Linked DNA regions of Homo sapiens: all the other regions are linked to region 1. Evidence: read pairs that join two places in POLR2A ChIA-PET (ENCODE). Cell type or tissue: MCF 10A. All regions are shown on one strand. Links, peaks and the distances in the headings refer to the core of each region. The heading gives the core; the rest is flanking DNA.

Region 1 (9,880 bases), core at 2,710-7,709:
AGTAGAGACAGGGTTTCACCATGTTGGCCAGGCTGGTCTCGAACTCCTGACCTCAGGTGATCTGCCCGCCTCTGCCTCCCAAAGTGCTGAGATTACAGGCATGAGCCACTGCACCCAGCCAAAGCTTCTATTCTTTACTCCCACCCATGAGAGGATAGGGAGAAGAAAATGAACTGCTCCCACCCTCCCCACCACAATCCTGCACCTACAATGGTGAAAGACTAATTCTAAGAAAGAGAGCAGGCCTTCGTGAACTCAGAGGAGAATTCCGATCAGGCTCAGGAGATACCATTTGGATTTCCTTGCCGTAGGGAGAGCAGCAGTTCTTCTCAGCTGCCTGTCCTAGCGTCATTTACCTATACCGAGAGAGCCCCTCCTCGCCCCTCAATGCTAACCCTTCAACTAAGACCTCCAAGTAATCCTTTCCCTCCCTTGCCATGGTTCATTTCCTTCTCCCCATACTTCACTTAGGATTCCCCACCCACTAAAGATTCCCTCCATCTCTCACTTGGGTGCATTTGTTTCCGGGGCAGGTGTTGGGCCCGCTGGGGCTGGGCCAGGAGTGAGCTCCGGGTTCTGGGCTGGGGCACGCTCCTCCACTTCTTCTGCCTCCATGGGCTCCCGGGGAGGTGCTTCACTTTCAACTGGTTCTGATGTTTGAGAGCTCAAGGCTACTGGCTCCGGGGTCACAGCCGGTGGCTGCGGGGGCGGCTGACTGTGCTGCGGTTGGGGCCCTCCTCGACACTGAAGGTAGGGGAGAGTCAGGATACCAAAGGCAGGGTAAGACTGCTGCAGAGGATTACTCTACAGGAGACTGAACAGAGAAAGTATCCTAACTAGACTCCCTGAAGGCATGGCTCTGCAATTTTATCTCCGACTCGCTAGCAACTAGCATAAGACTGACACAAATTAGATGCATAATAAGCATCTGTAATTTTTTTTTTTTTTTTTGAGACAGAGTCTCGCTCTGTTGCCCAGGCTGGAGTGCAGTGGCATGATCTCAGCTCACTGTAACCTCCGCCTCCCAGGTTCAAGAAATTCTCTTGCCTCAGCCTTCTAAGTAGCCAGGCCTACAGGCGCGTGCCACCACACCCAACTAATTTTTGTACTTGTAGTAGAGACAGGGTTTCACCATGTTGGCCAGGCTGGATTGGAACTCCTGACCACACGTTATCCCCCTGCCATGGCGACCCAAAGTGCTGGGATTACAGGCAGGAGCCACCACACCCGGCCACAGCATCTGTAATATTTGTAAATAAATTTCTAACAAAGAGTAGAGATTGTGGTTTCCTTTCCTCCACAAGTTGGTTTCCCAGCCTCCACAAGTTAAGAGAGTAGAATCCTTTAATTGAAAAGAGATGCCATGAGACTAAGTCTGAAACAAACTCCCCAGATACCAGGCACCAAGAGGATTGGCAGAAATGAGAGAGCCTCACAAAGATACTTTTTCTGCCCAAAAGAATGAATACTGCAGAGAAGACTAGATTATGAAGGCCAAACCCTGTGGATGTGGCCAGTGAAGCCCTAACTCCCAGGCTGAGAGAAAAGGGAGAGGGAGGGTGGAGAGAGACCCTAGCCAGCCTTGCCCACTTACCTCCATCCGGGATAGTAAGGTCTGTATATCCCTGATCATGTGCTGAGCCATCACCAGCCGTACCCGGGGCTCACTCTACAATGAGAGAAGGTTTATCAGGGTAGGTTACAGATGAAGCCATGAGTTCTACCACCTACTAAATCAGGTCCCAGCCATCTCTCAGCCAGGTCCACCCCACCTCCCAGCCTCCTTCTCCCAGATCCCCTTCCCTGACCCTCGGAGGCCCCTCAATACCTGAATCGGGGCCTGTTCCATGTTGATGTGAACATCCACAGCAGAGCCGTCACTCTGGGGAAAGGGTAAGGGAAGTTGTTCTGGGAGAAGCCAACACTAAGGCCTCCACACCTCCAATTCATTCCCTGGAGCCCTACCTCCTTTTCTCCTTAAAGACTGAGACCAATAGCACACCACAGGGCCCCCTGAACCCAATCTAAAGATGGAAGCATCTATCTTATTAATTCCCTGGTGCTACCACAACCAAAGCTACCCACAAAAGCCCTCCCCTGTGGAACATAAGCTTACAGGAAGATTGAAGGTTCCAACCATGACATAGCTGTTGGCATTCCGGTCATGAACAGAGGCCCCAGGCCCCCGAGTACCAGGGGGGGATCCCCCACCATGAGTGGCTGAGGCAGACCCCGTCCCAGAAGATGCCCCAGAAGGGAGGTGAGTCTGAGGAGGAGCCCGTTCCACCAGGTGGATAACCTTTCCCCCAACATCTGCAGAAAAATAGACACACACCAAAACATAGTATGAACAGGTAAACCCATGGCCTCAGTTCATCCCTCCAGACAGTAGCCCCAACCTCTGAACTGCCTCCCCAGCCCCCTTACTGTATTCCTGAAGCTTCTTATCATCTTGCAGAACTCGTCCCTGGTAAATGAGCCGTTGTTTTTCAGATGGGATGCTGACAGAGGCAGCAATGTGCTCCTTAAACTCTTTTACATTCATCTGAAAAGAAGAGGCATGCACAGGAATGGAAAGAATGGAGGAAAGAGGAAGAACAAAGACAGACAACCGAGTTGTGGAGGTGAGGGGTAAAAACCACCACAGAATCACTACCCGTTTGTCTTGACCGTGAGATCATTACTGTGCAAACCCTTAAACTAAAGTAACAGCTGTCAAAATACAGACAATAAATTTGGCTTGGCGCGGTGGCTCACACCTGTAATCCCAGCACTTTGGGAGGCCAAGGCAGGCAGATCACATTAGGTCAGGAGTTCGAGACCAGCCTGGCCAACATGGTAAAACCCCTTTTTTACCAAAAATACAAAAAAATAAGCCAGGCATGGTGGTCGCCTGTAATCCCAGCTACTAGGGAGGCTGAAGCAAGAGAATCACTTGAATTCGGGAGGCGGAGGTTGCAGTGAGCCGAGATCGCATCACTACACTCTAGCCTGGGTGACAGAGAGGGACTCCATCTCAAAAAATTAAATAAATAAACTTAATGAAGCTCAGGTTATAGATCCAGGAAAAATAACACGGATGAAAAACAAAAAAAAAACACATGGACATTATATTATCTGTCTGGCATCCAAGGGAGTATGTGTCTAGAGACATCAGTGACCCCTTTCCAAACACAAGATGATACCAGTTTATTTACCAGACTCTCCTGTGATTTCCAAGATTAAAAAATGGCAAAGAAGATGGGGTCTGGTATCAGGTTAATGAAGAAAGACTAAGAAGATAAGAAAGCAAAAAAGGTCCCAGCACAGTGGCTCACACCTGTAATCCCAGCACTTTGGGAGGCCGAGGCAGGTGGATCACCTGAGGTCAGGAGTTCAAGACCAGCCTGGCCAACACGGTAAAACCCTGTCTCTACTAAAAATACAAAAATTAGCCGGGCGTGGTAGTAGGCGTCGTCTGTAATCCCAGATACTCAGGAGGCTGAGGCAGGAAAATTGCTTGAACCCAGGAGGCAGAGGTTGCAGTGAGCTGAGATTGCGCCCCAGCCCTCCATCCTGGGCAACAAGAGCAAAACTCCATCTCAAAAAAAAAAAAAAAAGCAAAAAGAGAAATATTTTTCCTAACTACAAACTGACTCTTGGGAAGTACCAGAGTATTTATATACATCTAATCACAAGTCTATATATGGCTTTCTTATATCCAGGTAATATCACATTTTAGAAAACCATGGACCACCCCACATGCAATTTGTCTCCAAGTATTACAGGAGTAAAGACACAGATAGCTATGTCCAAGGCTTTAAGCTCAAGAGACTCAAGCTATGCCATAAAAATTAGTAATTTCACTCAACAGTCTATCAAGGACCTATCTCCATTATGGGTTCTGATTTCTACCCTTTAAGAACACAGCATAGACCTGACCAATGTCTATCAGTAAGACACACTTGCTTAGGGTTCCTGTGCTGTTTCCCTTCCCAAAGGCCAGAGCCATGCCTGTCCCTTTGGGTTGGGGTCCACCCATGATGATGACACACAGATTCTTCCTTCCTCTGTATTTCCCTCTGCATTAAGTTCTATCCATGTGGAGGACAGAACAAAATCAGCCTCACTCACAAAACATCAGAAAACGTTCTACTGGAATACGAACAAAGGGATCAATAAAAATAAAATCTGAGGCCAGGTGCGGTGGCTCATGCCTGTAATACCAGCACTTTGGGAGGCCGAGGAGGGCACATCACCTGAGGTAAGGAGTTCGAGACCAGCCTGACCAACATGGTGAAACCCCGTCTCTACTAAAAATACAAAAATCAGCTGGGTATAGTGGCACACGCCTATAATCCCAGCTACTCAGGAGGCTGAGATAGGAAAATCGCTTGAACCCAAGAGGTGGAAGTTTCAGTGAGTCGAGATCGCGCCACTGCACTCCAGCCTGGAAGACAGGGCGTGACTCCATCTCAAAAAAAAGAAAAAAAAAGAAAATCTGGTGACCAGAAAATCAAGCTCATCTCTCAGGCTAAGGGGCCTAAACGAGGAAAAGCTAAAGGTGTCTTCCAGAACTAGTGAGGTGTCTCACCTGGGCCCCCACAATAAAGGTACGAGTTTGAGAGTCCAAGGTCTTCACCAACACCTCCAAGCTGTCAGGCTCCTCCACAGCGGTACTGGTACTATCATTAGGCTCCATGGCCGACAGGTCTCTAAAGAAGAACGAAGGAAGGAAGGCCCGCTGTTGCCCAGACCAGAGTGTACCCGAAAGACTCCCTAGCATTAATCCCTGCCCCAATACCTAAAAAGTTTCTCCTGCACACACACACATTCACACCTGTCCCCATCCCCCTTCTGATTCCGGGGCACAGGGAGAGAAACACAAAGGGCAGGAGATCGACGGCTTAGGGAGCTGGAGGACGAGAGGTGGGAGGGGCTCCACGACGCCAATCACAATAAGCAGGGAGCCAGTCAGATTAGGAAGGAAGCACGAGACCAGAGACTAGTGTCATCACCGGTCACGGCAGGACAAGCGCCCCAGAGGTCGGAAAATCCTGGGACAACGCGAAAGCGGTGGTCGCCCCACACTCTGCGGAGAAAGTGGTTTCGCGCACGCGCGCCACGCCCATCGAACCCTCCTAACTCACTATAGACCCGAAACGGCACTCACGGGGCGACAGACCTGCTAGCTGACTGCCCGCGTCTACTGCCTTCCCACGGTGTTCCAGCAGAACGGCACAACTAACCCACAGCCAAACACACACACACACACACACACACACACACACACACACACCCACCACCCCGCGGCTCCGCCCCCGACTTCCCCACGGACCGTCACTTCCGGTCTCCCCCAAACCTGCCACCGACGGCCACTTCCGTTTCCCCGATAGTATTTGGGGATCTCGAAGCGATACTTCCGGCTCCCCCCAGGTCCCCAAGCTTTACTTTTGTGGGGCACGACGAGAAAGTCCGCAGCCCCAAACAGTGAGTTTCTGAGGGCGAGTCGGGCCGGGGCCGGCCTAGGTGGGAGGGAGCCGAGCACCCCGAGGAGCCGCCACCGCTGTCGCCCGGGGGACCGTACTACGCCTGCGTGCGTCGCACTACGGATGCGTGGACACTTAAGCATCGCCCCACCCCCTCCCCCCTCTGGCGGCGTTCACGTCTGTGCGCGCGCTTGAGCGCTAGAAGATTGAGGTGGCTACCGTAAATGCCTGAAAAACAGTCACCAGCTGGGACTCTACCACTGCCTCGAGAGGGGCTATGGACGGTCGTATGGACCTTGGACTTTGGAGATGGGGGATTATGCCACATTCATCTATGTTTAAATCTTGGCAGGCTGATAATTTCAGGCGGCACTGTCCTAGCCAGCTAAAACTCTTCTCCACCCTATTGCCCTCGCTGCGCCCTTTCTTCTGTGCCTCCGGAAGTTACTCTTTCAGTAGGCGTTTGGGGGCGGCACTGGTCAATTTTGTTCTCGGTTGCTTGGTTGGGCTAGATTTCGGTTCTGCCGGGTGGGCGTTTTAAGGGCTGTGGGCGTCACATTCGTCGGTGTGTGGCCAAGGGGACATGACACGTTTTAGGAAAAGTAAACGTGCTACTAAGTTGCACGACTTGTCAAGAAAAGAGGCGCTTCCGAGTTTGAGAATTGGGAGCAAATGGAGTCCGAGTGGACAGAAAGACAAGACCCTGACCGTGGGGAATTTAAAGGCCGGCCAGCGTGCTTCCGAAGGCCGGGGGTGGAGGCATTACCGCCTCTCCGTGCCCTCTTCTCTTAACCTGCCCTGGGCCAAGGGCCTCGGCCCCGCGAAACTGCGAGTCCTCCAGAAAGACACATCGCTGTTGGGGTGTCCAACCTTTCTGGGATTCGTAGTTTATACCCAGGTCCTGGTTATATTTTAGTTAAGAGTTCTAATAAGCAGCTGTTTAATGAGCACTTGTGCCAGCCCATATACTACGGGTTTTGTGTATTATTTTAAAAAGCCTTTTAACGAGCTTTTAACATTTTTTAAGTGAGTACACTTAGACGAACATAAGTGTCAGAATTGACAAATCCAGGCCTACAGGACTCCAGATCGAGCACTTGTACTTTACTGCCCCAATAAAAAGCTGTTAACATTTTAGCTTATTTTTTTGAGAGAGGGTCTCGCTTTGTCGCCCAGGCTGGAGTGCAGTGGCGCAATCACAACTCACTGTAGCCTCTGCCTCCCGAGCCCAACCGATCTTCCCACCTCAGCCTCCCTAGTAGGGACCACAGATGCACACCACCACACCTGGCTAATTTTATTTTTATAGAGATGGGGTCTTGCTATGTTGCCCAGCCTGGTCTTGCAGACTTGGCCTCCCAAAGTGCTGGGATTATAGGTGTGAGCTACTGTGCCTAACCACATTTTAGCTTTTTATTACAAAAATTTTCGGCCGGGCGCAGTGACTCACACTTGGGAGGATGAGGCGGGTGGATCACGAGGTCAGGAGTTCAAGACCAGCCTGGCCAAAATGGTGAAACCCCATCTCTACTAAAAATACAAAAATTAGCCTGGCGTGGTGGCGGGCGCCTGTAATCCCAGCTACTTGGGAGGCTGAGGCAGAGAATTGCTTTGAACCCGGGAGGTGGAGATTGCAGTGAGCCAAGATCGCGCCACTGCACTCCAGCTTGGGCAACAGAACGAGACTCCCATCTCAAAAAAAAAAAAAAAAAAATTCAAACATTACACCAAAATAGAACAGTATTAATAAACTCTAATATACTGGTCACCCAAATTTTGTTTGTTTTTTAACTAAATCGCAAGCCTCAGCCCTCGGCAAATTTTTTGTGGCAGTCCATGGGATATAAATTTATCAAGCTAGGTGTGGTGGCTCATGCCTGTAATCCCAACACTTTAGGAGGCTAAGGTGGGCCGACTGCTTGAGCTCAGGAGTTTAATACCAGCCTGGGGCAACATGGTGAAACTCCGTGTCTACAAAAAATTAGCTAGGCGTGATGGCGTGCACCTATACCTCCTACTCGGGAATCATCTGAGCCGGGGAAGTCAAAGTCATGCCTGGGCGACAGAGTGAGACCCTGTCTTAAAAATAAATAAGTAAATAAATAATCTATCGAGGAAGATCCATCTCTCACAGCATTAACTGCTCCAGTCACTTGGTGCTATCCAAGGACAACCTATTTGGCAATTCTTACTGCCTATTATTTGAGAACTTATTACCCACCAGAAACTAAGTGCTTTGCAAACATTACTATTAATTATAGCAAATATATACTTTGGACTTACCATGTGCAAGTCTTTGCTAAGGGCTTTATGTGCATTATTTCATTTAATCCTATAAGATTGATGATTTGCCAATTTTACAGATGAAAAAACAGACATAGCAGTTAGGGGTTGGTGGTGTTTTGTTTGTTTGGAGACAGAGTCTCTGTCGCCCAAGCTGGAGTGCAGTGGCACAATCAGGGCTCATTGCAGCCTCGACATCCCAGGCTCAAGCAATCCTCCCTCCTCAGCCTCCCTAGTAGCTGGGACTACAGGCGTGTGCCACCACATCGGCTAATTTTTGTATTTTTTGTAGAGACAGAGTTTTGCCATGTAGCCCAGGCTGGTTTTGAACTCCTGGGCTCAAGCCATCCGCCCACCTTGGCCTCTCAAAGTGCTGAGATTACAGGCATGAGCTACCTGCCCTGCCTGTAGTTAGGGTTTGGACACATTCTGCCTGACACCAACATCTATCCTCTCTAACAGCCAGATTACATAGCCTCTTTGTAGTAATAAATGTTGAGTGAATGTGTCAGTGAACACTGCCAGGGTATACATATTTTTCTAATTGTAAACTAAAGAGAGCAATCCACCGTGCCCCAGCACCTGCATCATACCTGTTCTAAAGCATTTACCAAGTTGTATTGCAATGGTTTGTCTACACAGCTAGTTTTCCCTCTAACGACTTCTTCAAGATCAGGGGCTATGTCTTATTCGTTTTTTTATGTCCCCGGGGATTAGCTAGTTCTTGGGAAACAACTGGGACTTGGGATTCAAAACAGTTTGCTAAGTGAATGAATGAGAGGCCCAGTCAAGCTACTTCCCTTCAGTGCTGCACAGTGCAACAAATAACCAGCTCAGATACAGGTTCAAAGACCACAGGCTTCTCCCTGGACAGCTCAGCTCTCCTCATAACTCCTGAGAAACCCTGGACATGCCAGGGTGTACTATGGAGTGGTTGCATCCGGAAGAGGGGGAGGAAGTCCCAAACACTAAGTAATCCAGGTTTGGGTTGGAAAACAAGGTTGAAGTTACTCATTAGCAGGTGAAAGGGTCAAGGGTCGAACGCAAGGGAGCTGAAAGCAGAGTGGACTGAGCAGCCAGTAGGGGAGAGAGCAGTTAAGGCACACAGAGCACCAGCTCCCTCCTGCCTGAAGATGTTCCACCAAATTTGGGCAGCTCTGCTCTACTTCTATGGTATTATCCTTAACTCCATCTACCAGTGCCCTGAGCACAGTCAACTGACAACTCTGGGCGTGGATGGGAAGGAGGTATGGACTGAGATTGGGGGAAGCCTATGGTGGAGGCTCTGAGGGACTTGGGTGGATGGCCTAGGATGACTGGAGACCATCTTGGGAAAGGAAGAGAGGAAGGGGGTGTGAGTGTTGTGATAATGAAAGCAAGAAGAAAAATATCAGTACTGTGGCCATCAATGCAGAGGCATGGCAGAATTGGGGGGTGGGGTGGTTACCCAGGTTGACTGGGGAGGGGCAAAGAGGAAAAGTCATTTAATGACTCTTTGTCATGGATCCAATCCCCAGTTGGAAAGAGGAAGGCAGCCAACACCTCTACCCCTAAATCTTGCTGTTTTGACTGATGAAGAGGTTGAACCCATCCTGTGCTGGAACCCACCCTCTTTTGCTCCCTTCATTGTCTCTCCAGTTCCCAGAGGTCCACTTGGGCCAGTGGTACTTTATCGCAGGGGCAGCTCCCACCAAGGAGGAGTTGGCAACTTTTGACCCTGTGGACAACATTGTCTTCAATATGGCTGCTGGCTCTGCCCCGATGCAGCTCCACCTTCGTGCTACCATCCGCATGTGAGTGGTAAGGAGGCAGAAGCATCACTGGGTTCAGTCTCTGCCCAAAGTGTGAGAATCCACCCACCAAGAGCTGGCCTCTTAGCTGGTATATCTACTATGCTTGGCCCACGGAATTCAGTGGCTGTATTAATTGCCCTCTGGAGAAAGATGTGCCTAACCAATGCTTGGTAGCTTGAAACCCAAGGAGAGCTGGGCTTCAATAACAAATACAATGGAGTAAATAGAAGCCGGGACAGGCCAGACGTGGTGGCTCACGCCTGTAATCCCAGCACTTTGGGAGGCTGAGGCGGACAGATCACGAGGTCAGGAGATCGAGACCATCCTGGCTAACAC
Region 2 (9,880 bases), core at 2,705-7,704, 480 kb after region 1:
TTTTATAATTATTATACCTCAGATATGATCACATCAATAAACATTTACTAAATACACAGCTACGAGTAAATAAACTTGGGAACACTTTAAAAATAGAACAAATAATGTTAATTGTAGAATCTAGTTTAGTATATGGTGTTCTAGCCTTTCTGTATGTTTAAAAATGTTTATGGGCTGGGCGCGATGGCTCACGCCTGTAATCTCAGCACTTTGGGAGGCGGAGGTAGGCGACTCATGAGGTCAGGAGTTCAAGACCAGCCTGGCCAACATGGTGAAACCCCATCTCTACTAAAAATACAAAAAATTAGCTGGGCGTGGTGGTGGGTGCCTGTAATCCCAGCTACTTGGGAGGCTGAGACAGGAGAATCACTTGAACCTGGGAGGTGGAGGTTGCAGTGAGCTGAGACCACACCACTGCACTTCAGCCCGAGCGACAGTGTGAGACTCTGTCTCAACAACAACAAAAATGTTTATAATAAAATGTTGGGTGGAGGGGAATCACACAGATACATATGCCCTAAACTGCTCACAAGTTTTTAAAAAGTAAGTTGAATGGCATGACAGAATACTAGGAACAAGAAAAAGAGAGAAAAATAATATCCATCTCCTCAGCACTGCCCTTGCTGTGGTTCCCTGAAATGTTTCCTCTCCTTCCTGCCTTCCCTCCTGGTTTTCTGCCATTTCCCCTCCCCACCTTTTTCTCCCTGTCCTGCTGCCTGCACTTCCCCTCCATCTACACACATACACACACACACATAACACATTCTCCCGTAGTAGAGCCAAGGATTGGGGGCAGGCTGTTTTATTACCTGAGGAATCATCAGAGGTGGGGATAACGTTGATCTGGACGGTTTCAAATGAGGATGTTGGGTCATCTCCCAGGAGACACAGTGGGGGTGCCAAGGACTCTGTCTTCACATGGAGCACCTCCCCTACCCCAAGAGCCTGGGTGAGAGTTGGTGTGGGGCAGGGGGCAGAAAGAAGGGCAAAAAACAAGGGAGATGTTGACAGTAAGAGCGAGAACAAAAGCTTTAGAAGTTTAGGGCTTACAAGCCATCAATTATTTGACATTCTGGTCTGAATGGTACTGACCATCTTTCTAACCTGTTCATTCTTTCTACTTTATTTCTGGGAGAATTGATGAAGTCTCATGACTTCAAATATGGCCTCAGAGTGGACAACTTGGGCAAGAACAGTTCCAGAATTCTCAGCAGTCAATAACTCTCTTCTTCCCAGCCCCACATAACTCTTTATATTAAAAAGACCCAAGATCAGGCGTGGTGGCTTATACCTGTAATCCAAGCACTTTGGGATGCCAAGGTGGGAGGATCACTTGAGCCCAGGAGTTTAAGTCCACTCTGGGCAACATAGGAAGACCCCATTTTTACAAACAATAAAAAAAATTAGCCAGACATGGTGGCATGTGTCTGTGGTCCCAACTACTCAGGAGGCTGAGGCAGGAGGATCACCTGAGCTCAGGAGGTCAAGGCTACAGTGAGCTGTGACCCTGTCACTACACTGTAGTTTGGGTGACAGAGGGAGGCCCTATCTCAAAAAAAAGCAAAAAACAAAAAACAAACAAACAAAAAAATCTTCACTGCTAGATAACCAAAGGGGATGTGGAAAATGAAGATATTAAGGAAACGGCAAAGGTAGTGGAGAAGGCCCCCCACACCTCACACACCTCATGACTCATAGCACACAAATCATTTAAATCATTTCTTTGTCACCCACGGGTGAAGGGAATGAAGCAGAGTCCCCGTCACAGAGAGTAAGAGGGATATGGCTCTCTCACCTCGCTGGATGGCTCTGTGGAGAGACGCGATGACTCGGAGCTGAGGGAGGAGGAAGAGCAGGGGGAAGATGGCTCAGACTTCACCTGAAGATCTGGAGGAAAGGGAGTTAGAAATTATCAGGAAGCAGAGCTTAAGAAGAGTCCAAAAAGTACCCAAGGACATGTCGGTGGGGATTCCTGTACCGCAGCAAGGGAGAAGAAACAAAAATAGGGGATTGAAGGAGAGAGGATAGGCACTTATGTAGAAGCGTGAGGATATAGGAAGCTACGTAGTTTCTGGGAAACAGTGGGAAGATGAGGGTTTCTGGAAATCTGAGGGAACGACAAAGACTACCTTACCTGGGAAGATCGGCAGGAGTTCCCATGGGGGCTCAGAGGGGCTGACATCCATCCCCACGTCCAGGGAGCTGCCGTCAAACTAAATAAGGGAGGATACAAGAGGGCAGGAGTGTGAGAAAGGATGAGAAAGTAGGGGTGACTCCAGATGAGTTATGGCCTGTGAATGGGTCCAGGTTCTGGGCTCACTTTCCACCCACCAAGGGTTAGAGAAAGGCTGGGGACACAATACCGGGACATCCTGCTCCGGGCAACGGAAGAGCTGCGTCTGCTCCTCGGCCACTTCATCTAGGCCAGAATACAAGGTGCTGTCTGCAAGAAATGCTGAGCGTCGGGGGGTCGTTCGGTGGCCCCAGCCTACAGATCGCACACAAGCCCCCGCCCCATCCCTCATTGGCTCCGCTCGGCCAGACCCACCGCCCGCCCACTTGAAAAGTGATACAACCAGGGCGCTTCAGCCCCTCCTTCCCCGACCCCGGAACAACTCGACGTTCCAGCAGGGAGCAGAGTTCTTCCCTGACTTTTGTATCCCCCTTAATGCACAACGAGCCCCCTGCTCCGCTCTCCTTCAGATGGCGGATTCCGTATTTGCCCAGACTTCCTCTTTAGGCCCCCGCTTCTTTCCCGCGTGCCTCAGGGACAGTTTGCCACAGCCCTCTCCCCTCCCCGGTGCCTCACTCTGCAGACCCCAGTCCTCCGGGCTAAGCAGGTTGTCGGTGAAGAAACGCGTCGGGTCAGCAATCTCGCTGAGCAGCATCAGCTCCGCCATCTTTCCCCCCCACCCCCCAACCAGGAGACGGTTCCCAAGGCCCGCCTCTCCCCATCACCAACTAATCAGTTGACTCTTTCAAAAAAGGGGGCGTCCCGGAAGCTCTACCGACCAGTAAGAGACCTGGGTGCTGAGCACGTGAATCAACAGATGCGGATGACTGTGTAGGCGGGCCCAATGGGAGCACAGCAGCAGGAAGTAACTTCCAGACAGTGCCATACCGCCAAGCGCATGCGCCAAACAGGCTCCAGTGATAAAGCGCCTGGGAGATGTAGTACCCAGTATTAAGGTCCACCATCTCCCCCAGCCACTACTAAGTTTAGTTTAGACAGCTTCTATGTGTCCTCGGAGATAGATAAGCCCCTCAAAAGGGGCGCACTGTGACCACTGCTACCTCCCCTAGGAAGCCAAAAGCTGAGAATGGGATATGGGCTGAAACCTTCCCTCTGGCCCCCCACCCCCAAATCTCACAGCACAGACCACAATTCACAAGTTCCTGTCTCTTTTAAGGTTTAACTTTTAATCAGCCAAACATCTTGCGCAGACCCTGAGCCAGCCCTGCATCCTGGTTCTTCCCCTGAATGACCACCTTCCCCAGTTCCTCCTGGGCTGCCCGGTTTTTGGGATCTATCGCCAGCACCTTCTTGAGGTCAGCAGTTGCTTTTTCCAGGTTCCCAAGGGCAGCCTGGGCAACCCCCCTTCGGTATAAGGCCTTTAAATGGCCAGGCTCCCGCTCCAACACCCGGTCACAGCTCTGGGCTGCCAACTGAGGCTGCCCTAGCAACAACTGACAGGCAGCCAGATTGGCATGAAGGACAGTTCGTTCTGGAGGGCCAGGTGGGGGTAAAGTCAGGAGCAGCCGAAGAGCCCGTCCATAGCATCGGGCAGCTCCTTCAGGGTTCCCAGCTCGAAATAGTTCTGTGCCCCTTGCACGTTCTTCCCTGGCCAGGGCTTCCTTCTCGCTAGTCTCCAGCTCCCAGGAGTCTCGGCCTTGAGTGAAGGATGCCAGTGTGAGCCTGACAGGAGGTCCAGAGTGCCCAGGCAGCTGAAGCTCTGCTTCCTCACCTTGACACATGGACTCCAAGCATTTCTCTATGAGCTCCCCCCAAGTTTCCTCCCTCCATGGCCCTACGCCCATAGTTAGCTCTGTCCAGCCCTCTGGCGGCCCTGATCCGAAAGGAAACCCCAAAGCCAGTACCCGGCAGCAGGAGCCTAGTTTGGGTTTGTCCAAGCCATGGCCACGGATTACGATCTTCTTGACAAAGCTCCCATCGGGGCAGTACCAGAGATCAGAAGCTTGAAGGGCCTCTGGCATCTGACTGGTTGATCCATGAGACTTATGAGAGTCTCCTTCAAGTTCAGCAACCAGTTTTTCAGCTCCTTGAGTATGCTCTAGAATTTGGCTGGCTGGATCTGGGCTTACTTCCAGCTCAAGCGTTTCGGTAGGAGGGTCTCGGGGCTGCTGCCTAATCTGAATAACTGAATCAAGGTTCTCCCGAAGGTTCTTTTCCCACTCTTGTTGCGGCTGAGAGGTGTCCTTTTCTCCAATTGTATTGACTGGTGGCGTCTCCATATGGATGCTTAGTCCCTTCCACGGTGAGTGAACAGTTTTGGTCAGAAAGGGATGAACCAGGTTCAGGTCAGCACCTGAAAAGAAAACCAAACAATGCTAATAGCAGGGTTCTTATTTAGACTCCTTTCTCGTCCTTTCCCATTCTTCTGAGACCCAGGCCCCTAGTCCTGAAAGTCCCCAGTTTTGCTTTCCTCCAAAAATCTGCTCCAGCTTCCCCGTTCCACCCACATATAATTTAGAACTATAAATTCCACAATTCCCTGCGGTTAAGGTAGCCGCGCCAACTACGGACACCCGGTCGGGTCAATAAGTACCTGCGCGGCCAAAGTGCCTAGCATGGTGACAGGAGGAGCCGGGCCATTCGAATCACCTCTCCTTCCAAAGCTAAATGGCTACTGAATGCTGCCCTCGGAGCCTTGCCCCACGCGGAGAGGGCAGCCGGAGAGGGGCGCGGTGCGGGAGGCGGGGGTAGGGGGCGGAACAACTGGGAAAGATACTGACAACTAACCCTGGAGCCCGCGAGACTCCGAATCTAGTCAAATTCCTGGCAGCCAATCGGGAGAAGGGAGGAATCTGGTTAGCCCGCCTATTGAACGTGACATCATTTCCTCCGCAACCATGAAGCTCCAGGCCTTAGCAACTGAACTAGGCCAGAGCAACCGAACTAGGCAGAATCGAACAGAATTTGGCGCGGTCGGGCTGGCCAGGCTGCTCAAGAGTCAAAGTGGGCCAACATGGTGAGACCCTGTCTCTACTAAAAATACAAAAATTAGTAGGTCATGGTGGCGCGCGCCTGTAATCCCAACTACTCGGAAGGCTGAAACAGGAGAATCGCTTGAACCCGGGAGACAGACGTTGCAGTGAGCCGAGATCACACCATTGCACTCCAGCCTGGGCGACAGAGCGAGACTAGAGACTCCGTCTCAAACAAAAAAAAAAAAAAAAAAAAAAAAAAAAGGTGGGCCGGGCGCGGTGGCTCACGCCTGTAATCCCAGCACTTTGGGAGGTTGAGGTCAGGAGTTCAAGACCAGCCTGGCCAACATGGTGAAACCCCGTCTCTACTAAAAATGCAAAAATAGCTCGGCGTGATGGCGGGCGCCTATATCCCAGCTACCCAGGAGGCTGAGGCAGGAGAATGGCTTACCTGGGAAGCGGAGGTTGCAGTGAGCCGAGATCGCGCCATTGCACTCCAGCTTTGGCAACTGAGACTCTGGGAGGCTGAGGTGGGCGGATCACGAGGTCAGGTGATCGAGACCATCCTGGCAACATGGTGAAATCTCGTCTCTACTAAAAATACAAAAAGTTAGCTGGGCATGGTGGCGTGTGCCTGTAATCCCAGCTACTTGGGAGGCTGAGGTGGGAGAATCGCTTGAACCAGGGAGTCGGAGGTTGCAGTGAGCCGAGATGGTGCCACTGCAATCCAGCCTGGCGACAGAGCAAGATTCCCGCCTCAAAAATAAATAAATAAATAAATAAAAAGCCGGGCATCGCGCACGCCTGTAATCCCAGCAATTTGGGAGGCCGAGGCGGCGGGGGGGGGCGGGGCGGGGGGAGGGGGCGGGGCGGCGGGGGGATCACTTGAGGTCAGGGGTTCGAGACCAGCCTGGACAACATGGTGAAACCCCGTCTCTACTAAAAATACAAAAAATTAGCTGGGCGTGGTGGCGGGCACCTATAGTCCCAGCTACCCGGGAGGCTGAGGCAGGAGAATGGCATGAACCCGGAAGGCGGAGCTTGCGGTGAGCCAAGATCGTGCCACTGCGCTCCAGCCTGGGCGACAGCGCAAGACTCCGTCTCAAACAAACAAACAAACAAACAAAAAGTCAAAGTGTAGAGAAGTCCTGGAATGGAGACTGGGGGCGGATGACAATAGAGTGGAGAATGGCAGAGGTCGTGGTAAATGATAGTGGCAGCAGCCTTTTATCTGGAGACTTCAGGCCCTCCTATGCTAACTATCTTTATGTTCAGAGCTCATTCAGTACAGGGTGTTCTCCAGGATAAAACCTCGGGACTCTCTCTCCAACCGGCCCTGTCCCTTGGGTGACTACCTGAGGCTTCTCTTTACCTTTCCTTTCACATCCATCATTGCCTTTCAAGTCCTCCTTCATCAAGAAATCTTAGTGCTTTTCAAACATAAGTGTGCATACATATCACCTAGGGAACTTGTTAAGTTGCAGATTATGATTTAGGAAGTCTGTTGTGGGGCCTGTGATTCTGCATTTCAATAAGCTGGTTAATGCAGATGCTGCTGGTTCATAAACCGTATGTTTTTCTTTTTTTTTTTTTTTTTTTAGAGAGATGGGGTCTGCTGTGTTTACCAGGCTGGTCTCAAACTCCTGGCCTCAAGCCATCATCCCATCTCAGCCTCCCAAAGTGCTGGGATTATAGGTGTGAGCCACCACACCCAGCAATGAACCAATGGGATGAGATTCTAGAACAGTCTCATCCCATTGTCTTCTCCCCTGGCTCTGTGCCCCTTTAGTTTATCCTACATTTTACATGTATAACTGGTGTGACCTGCTCCACTGGATGTTGCAGGTTCTCCTCCTAATAGAAGATGTAGAGACCTATTGTGATTCAGTCTTGCTTGTCCAGCTACCTACACAGCCTGGGCTACCACAGTTCTCCAGGAAAGAAGGATCCCTCTCTTGAGTACCTCACTTTGGCTCCCTCTTAAGTTTGCTCTCACCATTGTGCCTCAGACTATAAAAACCATGCCAGGACAGCCAGGAAGGGAGACGGTTTCATCATTAGCCAAAGACTTGTGTCAAAACAATTCTCTCCCTGGTTTTGTTTGTTTGTTTTTGTTTTTTTGTTTTTTGTTTTTTTTGAGACGGAGTATCACTCTGTCACGCAGGCTGGAGTGCACTGGCGAGATCTCGGCTCATTACAACCTCTGCCTCCCAGGTTCAAGCGATTATCCTGCCTCAGCCTCCCAAGTAGCGGGGATGACAGGCACCTGCCACCATGCCTGGCTAATTTTTGTATTTTTAGTGAAGATGGGGTTTCACCATGTCAGCCAGGCTGGTCTCAAACTCCCGACCAGAAGTGATCTGCCCACCTCGGCTTCCCAAAGTGTTGGGATTACAGGCGTGAGCCACGGCGCCAAGGCAGGCGGATCACTTTAGGTCAGGAGTTTGAGACCAGCCTGGCCAACATGGTGAAACCCCGTCTCTACTAAAAATACAAAAATTAGCTGGTGTGGCGCATGCCTGTAGTCCCAGCTACTCAGGAGACTGAGGCAGGAGAATCGCTTGAACCTGGGAGGCGGAGGTTGCAGTGAGCTGAGATCGCGCCACTGCACGGAGGCCGAGGCGAGCGGATCACAAGGTCAATATGGTGAAACTCCGTCTCTATTAAAAATTCAAAAATTAGCCTGGCGTGGTGGCACACGCCTATAGTCCCAGCTACTTGGGAGGCTGAGACAGAAGAATCGCTTGAACCCAGGAGGCGGAGGTTGCAGTGAGCCAAGATCACACCATTGCACTCCAGCCTGGGCGACACAGCAAGACTCTGTCTCAAAAAATAAATAAATAAATAAACACAAATACAAATATAGGCATTGAAACCCCTAAAAAAAACCTAATCCAAATCATCATGTATGAAAATATTTCTCTTTTTAAAAATATGGCCCATCAAGAGGTAAGCACAAACTTAAAGTTTTAGAAGAGTTCCCCAGAGAAGATAGCCATGGACCTGTAGATTCCCCCTAGTCTTAACTTGAGAAACACAGGACTAGGAAGGGACCAACAACCTGTGAAGATTCAGAAATAGGAAAGAGTGGCCAGGCGCAGTGGCTCATGCCTGTCATCCCAGCACTTTGGGAGGCCAAGGTGGGTGGATCACTCGAGGTCAGGAGTTTGAGACCAGTCGGGCCAACATGGTGAAACCCCGTCTTTACTAAAAATACAAAAATTAGGCTGGTGTGGAGGTGTGTGCCTGTAGTCTCAGCTACTTAGGAGGCTGAGGCAGGAGAATCGCTTGAACCCGGGAGGCAGAGGTTGCAGTGAGCCGAGATCACACCACTGCACTTCAGCCTGGCGACAAAGTCGCCTTATCCAATTTCCTTTCCTTTCCTGAGGTAGAAAGGAATTTGAGAAATTCTGTCTCAAAATAATAATTTGTAAAAAAAGAAATAAGAAAGAGTATAGGCTCTCCCCCAAAGTGTAGATACTACATGCTTGTTGACTGACTCACACTATCTCCCTCAAGTCTAATTGTGCCAGAGCTCAGCTCTTTGGAGGCAGTCATCAAGGAATCAAGACGAAAGAGAGCCACAAACCAGGAAGATTATATCCTTAAGCCTGGCTAGAGAACAAGACATTTGAGAAAGATACATAAAGAGGATGACAAGTGAAATTTGCTTATCTGTTGGGATAGATGCTTGGACTGGAAAGTGGGGAAACAGCAATGTCTCTCTCCTCTCCCTTTCCCCTAAAGATTTGAGAATGAAATGGAAGATGAGCAGGCATGAGAGGAAGAGATGAAAAGGAATCTTCTTCCCCAAGGGACTGGATCCAGTCTCTTCTTGTCACTACAAATTGTCCTCTGCTCCCTCTCTTCCTTTGGTGTTGCAGGGACCAACATCACCAATACCTCCAGAAATCGTGTGAATGCAAATGGGACATACTTACCCCGTCTTGCTACACAGAAACCTCTCGAAAAGTGAGACTCTGGGTTAAGAAGGTCAAAGAGGGCCAGGTGCAGTGGCTCACGCCTGTAATCCCAGCACTTTGGGAGGCCAAGGTGGGCAGATCACATGAGGTCAGGAGTTCGAGACCAGCCTGGTCAACATTGTAAAACCCCATCTCTACTAATAAAATATAAAAATTAGCCAGGTGTGGTAGCGGGCGCCTGTAATCCCAGCTACTTGGGAGGCTGAGGCAGGAGAATCGCTTGAACCTGGGAGGCAGAGGTTGCAGTGAGCCAGGATCACACCATTGCACTCCAACCTGGGCAATAGTGTGAAACTCCGTCTCAAAAAAAAAAAAAAGGTCAAAGAGACATCTAGGAGAATGCAAGAACTTGGGAGGAGGGCAATAATTCTGCTCTCTATGATTGCAGAATGTTAACTCCATTTTGGAACAATTCTCCACTCCTTTAAGTGAAGAAAATTGGACTGAGGGAAACCATATTTGACAAGTTTCTGGGGATTTACCTGCAAATATATTTACATCTTACCTGGAGTCACTTCCCTCCTTCCTTTTTTCTGGGTCCTCCCCTTCTAAGATGGCTCAGAGAAACTGGCCATACTCTGTTATTCTCCTTGTTCTATCCCAGAAGGGCATTGTTTGCCTTCATTCAAGACCTAACCTGAAGCCTGGGCAACATAGAGACCCTGCCTCTACAAAATAAAAATTAGCTAGGCAGGGTGGTGCACCTGTAGTCCTAGCTATTCAGGAGGCTA
Region 3 (9,880 bases), core at 2,594-7,593, 540 kb after region 1:
TTATATTTATTCACACAACCAAAACATCAGACAGACTCAGCAGCAGTGGGGAGGGAGGGTGGGCAGGGCTGAAGGTCCATTCACAGCCCGTAAACCCCTCAGTCTCAGGGATCGGGGGTGCTGGTAGTGGGACTGGGAGAATAGTCTTAATCTCTCAGGTGCCCACCCACCTTCCCTTCTTACTGGGAGGAAGGGTAGAGCTGTCTCTCAGGTTATAACCTCTCAGGTGGAGGCCTGAGCCCTCAGACCCTACTGCCTAGTAGCTTGACAACTGGTGGTGTCCCCACAAGTTAGGGAAAAGACTCCCAGCCACTCCTTGAGATGGGTGCCTGGGATCCCCCTTACTGCCTCAAGCTCCCATGGACCTGTGGGCGGGGAGTTAAATCCCTGTTCCATCTCGCCTGTTCCCAGAGTTTGAGGACTTTCACCCTGTCCAGTTCCCAGGGAAGGTGATGTGGGAGATGAATATTGAGATTTGTGCCGTGTCTTTCAGTCTCTGGTACCCCTGCCAAGCAAGAGTTGAGGGCATGCAATGGGCTGCCCAGCTTTGAGACCAGTGGCAAGGAAGGGCTGGTTGGGGCTCAAGTCTCAGCAGGTGTGTGTGGGGGGCCGGGACCTTTGCTCCTCCATTCGACCCCCACCCTGAACTCTCAGCAGCAACTCCAGGAGCTCTTGCCCCCCTGGAGGGAGGGGAGGCTCTGACCGCTGGGCTTCCATCCGCTGGCACTGGAGGAGTGGAGGGAGAGGGAGAGCTTTGGTGAGGGTCTGAGAGGAGGAGGTTCTTGAGAGGATCAAGGGTTGGTATGGGGAGGCATATAGGAAACCTGTGAAGGCGATGGGGTGCCTAGGGAGAAACAGGAGTAGAGCCCCAAAGAGAACAGGGGCCAAGAGACCAGGAGGCCTGGGTTTGCCTCCTGGGGGGATGTCTTACCTGGTGACTGAGGATAGTGCTGTAAAGCTGTTCTCTGTCCTCGAGAGGACGGAGTGGGGCAGGGGCTAGGCTTGAGGGGTTTTGGGGGGTGTAGAAGGTGGCCCTCTGCTCCTCCAGGCGGCGGGACTGGGCTTCAGCCACCAGGTCCAGAAGGAGTTCAGTCTGCAGGGAGAGCAGGGAGGCCGAGCGGGGTCCCAGGGCTGGGGAGAGGGGTGTGGAGGGCTCAGAGACCCAGAGAGGTTGGCAGACAGGAGCCGTGGGGGAGTGTGGACAGGGTGACGTGATTAGGGACTTTGGATCAGAGGAGAGGGGGTGCAATGGGGAATCCCAAGGGGAGTCTGGAGGAGGTGGGGAGAGGGCCCACAATGGAGTGGGCCTTGGTAATGGGGTCAGGATGTGGGCACTAGGGTCGGGGCTCTCCCTGGGTGGGTAGGGGTACCTGTGTGGCGGGTCCCTGGAGGAGGAGGGGATGGAGGAGCAGATCGCCAAGGCCGAGTGGTGGAGTTTGGAGGGGGCCAGCCTTCCTCATCCTGAGGGGGGCCCTGATGCCAAAATATGTCCATTCTAGTCAAGCAGTGGTGGTTGAAGCGGGAGGAGTGGACAGGGGGCTAGGCCAGTGGCCCGTTTCCTCTCTGTGTGTCTCTGTTCCTGCCTCAGTTTGCCCAAGCCTTTCAAGGCCCCTGTGTCCCTACATTTCTGCCCCAGGTCCTCTCACCTCCCTTCTTTCCCAGTGTCAGCCTCCCCAACCCCGTGCCCAGCTCACCTGCTCACCATCCTCTTCTTCCTGGGGTCTCTCAGCCTCCATCCCCTAGAGGGGAGAAACTGGTGGGGGAGGGGTGGCTGGGATTTGGGAGGAGGGCTGGAACCTTGGGTTCCTGAGGGGAGTGGGGGCTGGAAGGGGTGGGGGTGAGCTGGGGGCTGGATGCCTGGGTACTGAGCAGGAAGCTGGGTTCCTGGTCAGCCCCCCCACGGGCCCCGCCCATCCCTGTCAACTTCCTCCATTCTCTTCCCACCCAAACAGCTTGTTCAGTCTCTCTCGCCCCAGGGCAGCACTGAGACTGGGAAAAACTCCTCCAGCTGCAGGAGTGGAGGGGGCTCATGGTGGGGAAGGACTCCTGGCGGTCTCATCTCCAGAGCCTCAGTAGTCCCCTAATCCCTGGCTCTGCTCCCTCCACCCCACCTCCTCTTCTGCTCTTTCTGTCAACACAGGAACTAGCTACACAGGAAGTGGTTTCACTCCTCAGAATCCCCCTCCCCCCAGCCAGGTCCCTTCCCTCCCTAAGATAGACCCTGGTGTAGGATTTGGCCCTCCCGATCTTCCCTCTTACTTACCGGGACTGGGAGGGGCATGGTTCCAGTGGGAAGTGGAGGATTCAGATCCAGGGATGTGGAGCTCTCAAATATATACATAAAACCCTAGCACCGGGTCCAACACATAGTAAGTATTCAATATATATGTATTGAATAATCATCCCTGACCTCTAGGTATTTAAAATCTATTCAGGAGATGGCCGGCTGCGGTGGCTCACACCTGTAATCCTAGCACTTCGGGAGGCTGAGGCGGGTGGATTGCCTGAGCTCAGGAGTTGGAGACCAGCCTGGGGAACATGGTGAAACCCCATCTTTACTAAAATACAAAAAATTAGCTGGGCGTGGCCACATGCGCCTGTAATCCCAGCTACTCAGGAGGTTGAGGCAGGAGAATTGCTTGAACCCGGGAGGCGGAGGTTGCGGTGAACTGAGATTGTGCCACTGCGCTCCAGCCTAGGTGACAGAGCGAGACTCCGTCTCCAAAATAAAATAAAATAAAAAATACACTCTATTCAGGAGACAAGATGTGTACCAAATAGAGTACGGGAAGGGTTCATTTTGGAAACTTATAGTTTAGTGCAGACAAGGGGCAGGGGAAATTTTATTTTGGGCATAAGAGATATAGATATGGAACAATGAGAGGCTGAGGTAGGAAGATTGCTTGAGCCCAGGAGGTTGTGGCTGCAGTGAGCCATTTGTGCCACTGCACTCCAGGCTGGGCAACAGAGCAATACCCTGTTTCAGAAAAAGAAAGAAATGAAATGAAATTGAAAAGGGAGAGGACTACCTCTCTGGCTTGGTCTTTGATCAATGCTAATCAGGCTGGTTGGCATCAAGGAAGGAGCAGGGCAGACAACCATTTGGTACCTCTAAATGGCAACCTGTCATGTTAGGGAGTTTATAGCTGAGTGATTTGGAATGTGAAATGTGATGAAGAGATCTGGTCCTGCCGCTTATTCCTTGCAATCTTGGGCAGATCTCTGTGCCTCAATTTCTGAGTGAAATAGGGTTTTAATAGCACCTACTTCATAGGGTTGATGTATTAATAATGTAATGAAGCACTTGATGCATAGTGAATACTTAATAAACTGTAGATATTATTGGCTTTCAAAATGCCTCATGACTCCATGTTTCAAACCTAGCAACATATTGCTGCAAGGTGGACAAAGTTTCAAGATACTCTCTCCATCTACTTGACTTGTGGCCTTAGGAATCTCCTAAGTGGCCATAAGTAAAAGCCCTAGGATGAGGGACAAAGTGTGTGCATCATCTAGTGCAGTGGTCTCCTACCTTTTTGGCACCAGGGAAGAGTTTCGTGGAAGACAATTATTCCATGGTCGGTGGCGACGGAGGGCTGGTTTCAGGATGAAACTGTTCCACCCCAGATCATTAGGCATTAGATTCCCGTAAGAAGCGAGAAACTTAGATCCCTTGCATGCACAGTTCACAATAGGGTTCGAGTTCCTATGAGAATTTAATGCTTATGCTGATCTGACAGGAGGTGGAGCTTGGGCAGTAATGCTTGCTCACCTCCTGCTGTGTGGCCCAGTTCCTAAGAGGCCATGGACCAGTACCAGTCTGTGGCCCAAGGGTTGGGGACCCCTGACCTAGTGTGTGCGGTTTCTCCCTTGGCTACTAGATTCTTGCTTTCAGATAATACCCTAAATTATCATAGGGCCCCTAAATATACTTATTCTTGCTTTTAAACTATACTTACATCCTCCATCCAATCCAAATGCTGAGCCAAAAGCACAAAATGCTGACATTATGCAGTCACTCCCATCTTTTTTCCCATTCTTCTCCCCAATTCCTCCAAAAAAAGGTAACACTTCAAATCAGCTTTATTATGGGTGACAGATTTAGGGTTCTTAAATAGCGATAGCAGTGGCTAGAAGAAGCGCTTCATCCCCACAGTGGAGTTCTTTGTTGTGAGGGGAGGGAATGCAAGGAGTCATCAGCGGGGGTGGCCCTTGGCCACTTTTCAGCACCTACACAGTGCCTGGCACATAGTAGGTGCCCAATAAATATTTGTCAGCCATTTGTGGGCAGTGGGGACAATGGATCATAGGGGCACCCTTTGGAAACCATATATAGGAAAGAACATCTTACATCCCATATGCCTGCAATTCTTGGTTCCAACTTAGGGGTATTTCCACTCCACTCTGCCCTCCTGTGGCCTGTCTTATTTTCTGGAGGAGGACTGGGCCTGCCTCATCCTAGCATCTTAAACCCTCTTTCCAGAGCTGCAGCTTCTCCACGTGGAAGATGTCTGCTCTGGTGGGCATACATTCATTTTAGGAGAGAAACTAAACTCACAACCCTTCATTTTGGGGGATCCATCTTAAAACCAGGAAGGCCTTCCAGCCTGCCTTTTAATGGGTAATCATTTTTGGAATTCCTCCCTACCATGTATTCTTCTATTTTTTACCCTCTCCTCCTTGGTTTATGGGCATTTCTTGGAGGGCTGGGGGACCACAGTCAAGTTGAGGTGATCCCCGCTCCGGGGACGGAGTAAGGCAAGGAGGCGGGATCGGAATGTTGGAGGCAGAACCGCAAGCTCCCAGGGCCACCCAATCACAGGGCCAGTCATCCGTTGAGACCCTGCCTCCGCGCCCGGCAGCCACTCCGTATCTTCCTCGCATTATCGCAGGGTTGGGCCGAGGCCCGCGCATGCCTGCAGAAAACCTACGGCCGCGAGGGGTCGGGCCTCCTCCTGCTCCTACTCCCGAGAGGCTCCGGCAATGAGAATAGGCCCCGCCCCCCCGCGCAGCCAAGTCTACGGACCAAGTCCGAGCCTGCAGACAAGCTCCGCCCCCACGAGGGCCTGCTCCGGCTGACAGCGTCCGGCAGCGCGGCAGAGCCCCGCCCCCATGCGGGGGCACGCTTACTGACACCGTCCGTGCGCGCGGGAAGGGCCCAGCCTCGCGGCCCGGCGTGGCTTTGTGACGGGCCTCTGGTGGCCCAGCCCCTTCCAGCAGCGTCAGCAGATCCCAGTGGTTACGTTGGTGAGCGACGTCCGCCGGCGCTAGCCCAGCCTGGTCCCGCAGCTCTCGGGCTGCCCCCAGCCCCAGCAGTAGCTGGGCTACTTCCACCGCTCCTTCCCGCGCCGCCAGGAATAGCGGCGTCTGCTCCTGTACAGAAGAGCCAGGGCCGATATCAGGGAAGGCCACGCCCACAGGACTGGGCCTTTCTGCCTTCACTTGCGCGACCACTGGCCCCTATCCCTTCAGGCTTTGCGGGTTACCGCACTTTCCATCTCTCGTGCGCCTGACTGTTTTGTGGGAAGCCCTCTGTCCCATCTAACCCTGTTGTCCTGGGCATCTTTATCGGCTCCGGCCTGGAGAAGCGAGCGGGCGGCTCGGGCGTTGTTCACGGCAGCAGCCCAGTGCAGCGCAGTTTTCCCTAGGGGACGACGTGGGAGGTTGTTACCCCAGTTGGGGGCCAGACGCCTGGGTTCCGGTTTCCCACGGGTTCTGGCCTTGGGGGAAGGGCTATTCGGGCCGGCTGGTCCCTCAAAGGCGGGAAGCGTTGCCCAGGAGACCACCGGCCTGCAGGAAGTGTTGCCCTGGTGACGTCACCAGTGCGCGGGAGGGACAATGGGGCATTGTTCTGGGGTCGGTGAGACCGGGAGACAGTCTCCCCCCACGAGATTCCCCCCCCTTTCCACAGACACTGTGTTCCATGCCAGTTCCCCAGTAAGCTGGAGCGGAGGGCCAGTGTGGTGTTGAGGGTGGGAGTTGGGGGGGGAAACTCACGCGGCCCGTACTTCCACCGCATCTCAGATTGACCGCCGTAACAGCAGGATGAGAGGGAATGCCCCTCTGCTGCACCTATATTTTGCACGCTATCTCCCACCCCATCTGCTCAACTTCTCTATAGCATACATCACCCCTTCCTCTACATACCCCATTTATCTCTGGCCCCCACGTCTGCTTGGGCTGCAATCAGTTCTTCAACCAGGTCTTCCACCGCCAGCCTGGCAGCCAGCATCAAGGGTGTGGTCCCGTCCTCTGTGCGAGCGTCCACTGCAGTTTGTCTGCTACGGAGCAGAAGCTGGGGAGACAGAGGGCCAGTGACCCCTGGGGTACCTTGGACTGCCAACTCGAGTTCCTTACACTATTAACCCCACTCGCAATCCATATTCAGCCATCCTCCGCAGTTTCCCTGTCAGGTTCCCAATCACACCAATTTCCTCCTTGTCAAACTCTAGGGGATGCTTCTGTCCAGCTTTACTTGTAAGCTCGCCCCATTCCCTGTAGGGACCTCAGTGTGTGCTAACCTGGCAGACCTCCCGAGCATCAGCAGCCACAGCAGCATGAAGGGGTGTGCGCCCTGCCCGGTCTGGCTGGTTGGGGTTGGCTCCAGCCTCAAGGAGGCGGCGGGCAGCGGTTGGCCGGGAGAATCGGGCAGCCAGGTGCAGGGGGGTCTCCCCAGTGCCCACGGTGTGAGCCTGGGGACAGGCCCCTCCATCCAGCAGAGGTTCCCAGGGCTCAGGACATCCCAACCATGCCCCTTGGAAGGTCCCGGACTGTACTTCCCCACAGCAAACTGCTGACATCAGGGGTGTCACCCCATCTGTTGGTAAGACAGAGTAATGGGTCAATCTAAAGGACACAACAAGGGGGAAGGGACAACATGTAAGCTCAGAGAGAATCAAAACCTGAGGTGTTGGGAAGCTAAGTTCTGGCTCTGTGTGGCTTTAGCCAAGTGACTTTTCTGCTTTTCTCTGACTTCAGTTTCTTCCTCTGTAAAAGGAACCTGCAGCTTAATTCTCTGACATTCCAGGGCAGTGGTTTTCTCTTTTTTTTTTTTTTTTTTCTGAGACGGAGTCTCGCCCTGTCACCCAGGCTGGAGTGCAGTGGCGCGATCTCGGCTCACTGCAAGCTCCTCCTCCCAGGTTCACGCCATTCTCCTGCCTTAGCCTCCAGAGCAGCTGGGACTACAGGCTCCCGCCACCACGCCCGGCTAATTTTTTGTATTTTTAGTAGAGACGGGGTTTCACTGTGTTAGCCAGGATGGTCTCGATCTCCTGACCTTGTGATCCACCCGCCTTGGCCTCCCAAAGTGCTGGGATTACAGGCGTGAGCCACCACGCCCGGCCTAGCAGTGGTTTTCTCAAACGAGTCTGGATCAGATTCACCTGAAGGGCTTGTTAAAACAGATTGCCTAACATTTTAAATTCCTGAGTCAGTAGCTCTGTAGTGGAGCCCAATAATTTGCATTTCTGACAAATTCCCAGGTGATGCTGATTTTGCTGTCTGAGGACCACACTTTGAGAATCATTGTTCTAAGGCACTCAGTCTAAAATTATTTCCTCTAGTTCTGATATTAAAGGACTCTCTGATTCTAATAGGGTCAAAGGACTTTTTTTTTTTTTCTTGGTCTGGGTTGACTCACATACCAGGTCCACGGGTGTCCAGGTCAGGGGCTTCCATCTCAGATTCCTGGGGAGGAGTTAGCATGGCTGCCTGAGGGAGCGCCCCACAGCCACCACTCAGAGACCAGAGCTGGCACGTGGAGGGTGGGCCTGTTTCTTCAGCCTTTGGGTAACAGCAAGGATCAGTGAAGGTTGATTTGCCCTTTCATCCCTTCCATCACCTCCAGACCATTCTTGCCCCAGCCCTTTCACCTGGCCCACCTCCTCTCCCTCCTCAGGGCCTGAGCACATCACAACTCCATCCTCATCAACTTCTGCCTTTGGCTTCAGTGCCCTGGAAAGGAATGGGTGGGTAGAGGTTACACGGAATTATGACCATCAGGGTCTCCAAAATTTCCAGCAGGCTTCCCACCCCTCTCTCCTTCCCCTATCTTTGACTTCTGCAATAGTATTTCTTATCTTTTCTGATTGTAAATATCGCCATAGGAGAGACTCCCCTTCCTGAGCCTGGGTTTCTCCTCATTCTCACTTGAGACCAATGCTGTCCTCGCCTAGTGGGGGCCGGCGTCGGTGGGGAGCTGACTGAGTCCGAGGCCGTCGAGTGAAACCAGGGGGCAGCCAGAGAGCTCCATGCTCTCGGCGTCGACGCCGGATGAGCTGGAGGACGAGAAGAGCCCCTAGGGCCAGGAGAATCACCCCGGCCACTGGGGAGCACAGCACAGGCCAGGGAAGCTGGTTGGCAGGGGGTGCTGGTGGGAGAGACAGAGTCACAAAGAGAGGCCACTCCTGGTGAGACTGATTACTATTGGGAGACCTTTGGACAAGTTTAGTAGCCGGTCTTTGCCTCGGTTTCCTTATCTGCAAAATGGGGATGATAATATAGATTGAGGTTGGGCACAGTGGCTCATGCCTGTAATCCCAGCACTTTGGGAAGCTGAGGCAGGTGGATCATATGAGGCCAGGAGTTCGAGACCAGCCTGGCCAACATGGCAAAACCCCCTCTCTACTAAAAATATAAAAATTAGTGGCTGGGTGTAGTGGCTTACTCCTATAATCTCAGCACTTTGGGAGGCTGAGGCGGGTGGATCATGAGGTCAGGAGATCGAGACCATCCTGGCTAACATGGTGAAACCCTGTCTCTACTAAAAATACAAAAAATTAGCCAGGTGTGGTGGCGGGCACCTGTAGTCCCAGCTACTTGGGAGGCTGAGGCAGGAGAATGGCGTGAACTTGGGAGGTGGAGCTTGCAGTGAGCCGAGATCGCGCCACTGCACTCCGGCCTGGGCGACAAGGCAAGACTCTGTCTCAAACAAAACAAAACAAAAACAAAAAAAATTATCAGGGCATGGTGGCATGCCATTGTAATTCCAGCTACTCAGTAGTCTGAAGCAAGAGAATTGCTTAAACCCAGGAGGCAGAGGTTGCAGTGAGCTGAGATGGCGTCACTGTACTCCAGTGTGGCTGACAGAGTAAGACTGTCTCAGAAAACAAACACACAAAAAAAGGCTGAGTATCCATAACCCCAATCCCAAATCTGAAATGTTCCAAAGTCTGAAACTTTTAGAGTACCAACATAACGCTCAAAGGAAATGCTCATTGTAGCATTTGGATGTTGTATTAGGGATGCTGAACCAGTAAGTATAATGCAAATATTCCAAAATAAATCCGAAATCTGAAACACTTTTGTTCCCAAGCATTTCAGATAAGGGATACTCAACCAGCAGTACGTGCCTCATGGGGTTGTGGGGGAGGATTAAATGAGGTAACAATGTAAAATGCTTAGAGTAAGGCACAAAGTACGATATAGCAGTTATTTTTCTTTTTTTTTTTTTGAGATGGAGTCTCCCTCTGTCGCCCAGGCTGGAGTGCAGTGGCGCGATCTCGGCTCACTGCAAGCTCCACCTCCCAGGTTCACGCCATTCTCCTGCCTCAGCCTCCTGAGTAGCTGAGACTACAAGCACCCGCCACCACAGCCGGCTAATTTTTTTATTTTTAGTAGAGACAGGGTTTCACCGCATTAGCCAGGATGGTCTCAATCTCCTGACCTCGTGATCCACCTGCCTTGGTCTCCCAACGTGCTGGGATTATAGGCATGAGCCACTGCGCCCAGCCTATTATTCTTTCATGTACTATGAATTGTCTGATACAAAGACTATTAGGTATTCTCAGTCTGGTAGAGAAGATAAACCATCCCTTTGTTGGAGGGCTATGACAGAGGTTAGGATAATGTGCTTAGGGAAATAAGGAAGGAGACTGTAGAA

The links. ChIA-PET counts read pairs that join two places held together with the same protein. Peaks named below come from ENCODE experiments on the same cell type or tissue, not always from the same donor. Only the 100,000 strongest peaks of a DNase experiment are listed, where the experiment ranks them.
Region 2: POLR2A ChIA-PET joins it to region 1 with 12 read pairs; 5 of 35 experiments call an interaction of 5 or more read pairs at or near these places.
Region 3: POLR2A ChIA-PET joins it to region 1 with 12 read pairs; 5 of 35 experiments call an interaction of 5 or more read pairs at or near these places.

Annotation. Positions count from the first base shown.
Region 1 is chr6:31,647,083-31,656,962 of GRCh38, forward strand. BAG6 (BAG cochaperone 6) reads right to left here and starts at 5,579. Exons shown (of 26, transcript NM_001387994.1): 1 at 5,342-5,579; 2 at 4,574-4,694; 3 at 2,428-2,545; 4 at 2,117-2,313; 5 at 1,829-1,882; 6 at 1,595-1,669; 7 at 509-744. The coding sequence starts at 4,681. APOM (apolipoprotein M) reads left to right here and starts at 8,812. Exons shown (of 6, transcript NM_019101.3): 1 at 8,812-8,998; 2 at 9,390-9,544. The coding sequence starts at 8,885. RefSeq lists enhancers at 4,448-5,027, 5,028-5,607, 5,608-6,187. In MCF 10A, for the core only: no CTCF peak of the experiment used is centred there; DNase peaks (open chromatin) are centred at 4,929, 5,369 and 5,639.
Region 2 is chr6:32,125,308-32,135,187 of GRCh38, forward strand. ATF6B (activating transcription factor 6 beta) reads right to left here and starts at 2,939. Exons shown (of 18, transcript NM_004381.5): 1 at 2,810-2,939; 2 at 2,364-2,443; 3 at 2,135-2,213; 4 at 1,796-1,887; 5 at 810-945. The coding sequence starts at 2,900. FKBPL (FKBP prolyl isomerase like) reads right to left here and starts at 4,981. Exons shown (of 2, transcript NM_022110.4): 1 at 4,788-4,981; 2 at 3,400-4,547. The coding sequence starts at 4,473. The coding sequence ends at 3,424. RefSeq lists a cis regulatory region at 6,198-6,645 and a silencer at 6,361-6,569. In MCF 10A, for the core only: no CTCF peak of the experiment used is centred there; DNase peaks (open chromatin) are centred at 3,034 and 5,044.
Region 3 is chr6:32,190,778-32,200,657 of GRCh38, forward strand. It overlaps NOTCH4 (notch receptor 4), which reads right to left. Exons shown (of 30, transcript NM_004557.4): 24 at 8,149-8,368; 25 at 7,872-7,953; 26 at 7,644-7,782; 27 at 6,522-6,817; 28 at 6,148-6,295; 29 at 5,547-5,644; 30 at 4,066-5,373. The coding sequence ends at 4,660. GPSM3 (G protein signaling modulator 3) reads right to left here and starts at 1,866. Exons shown (of 4, transcript NM_001276501.2): 1 at 1,695-1,866; 2 at 1,371-1,473; 3 at 932-1,131; 4 at 1-726. The coding sequence starts at 1,736. The coding sequence ends at 589. RefSeq lists a silencer at 167-345 and enhancers at 4,811-5,591, 5,592-6,373, 6,374-7,154. In MCF 10A, for the core only: a CTCF peak has its summit at 4,402 (motif pointing left); DNase peaks (open chromatin) are centred at 4,424 and 5,004.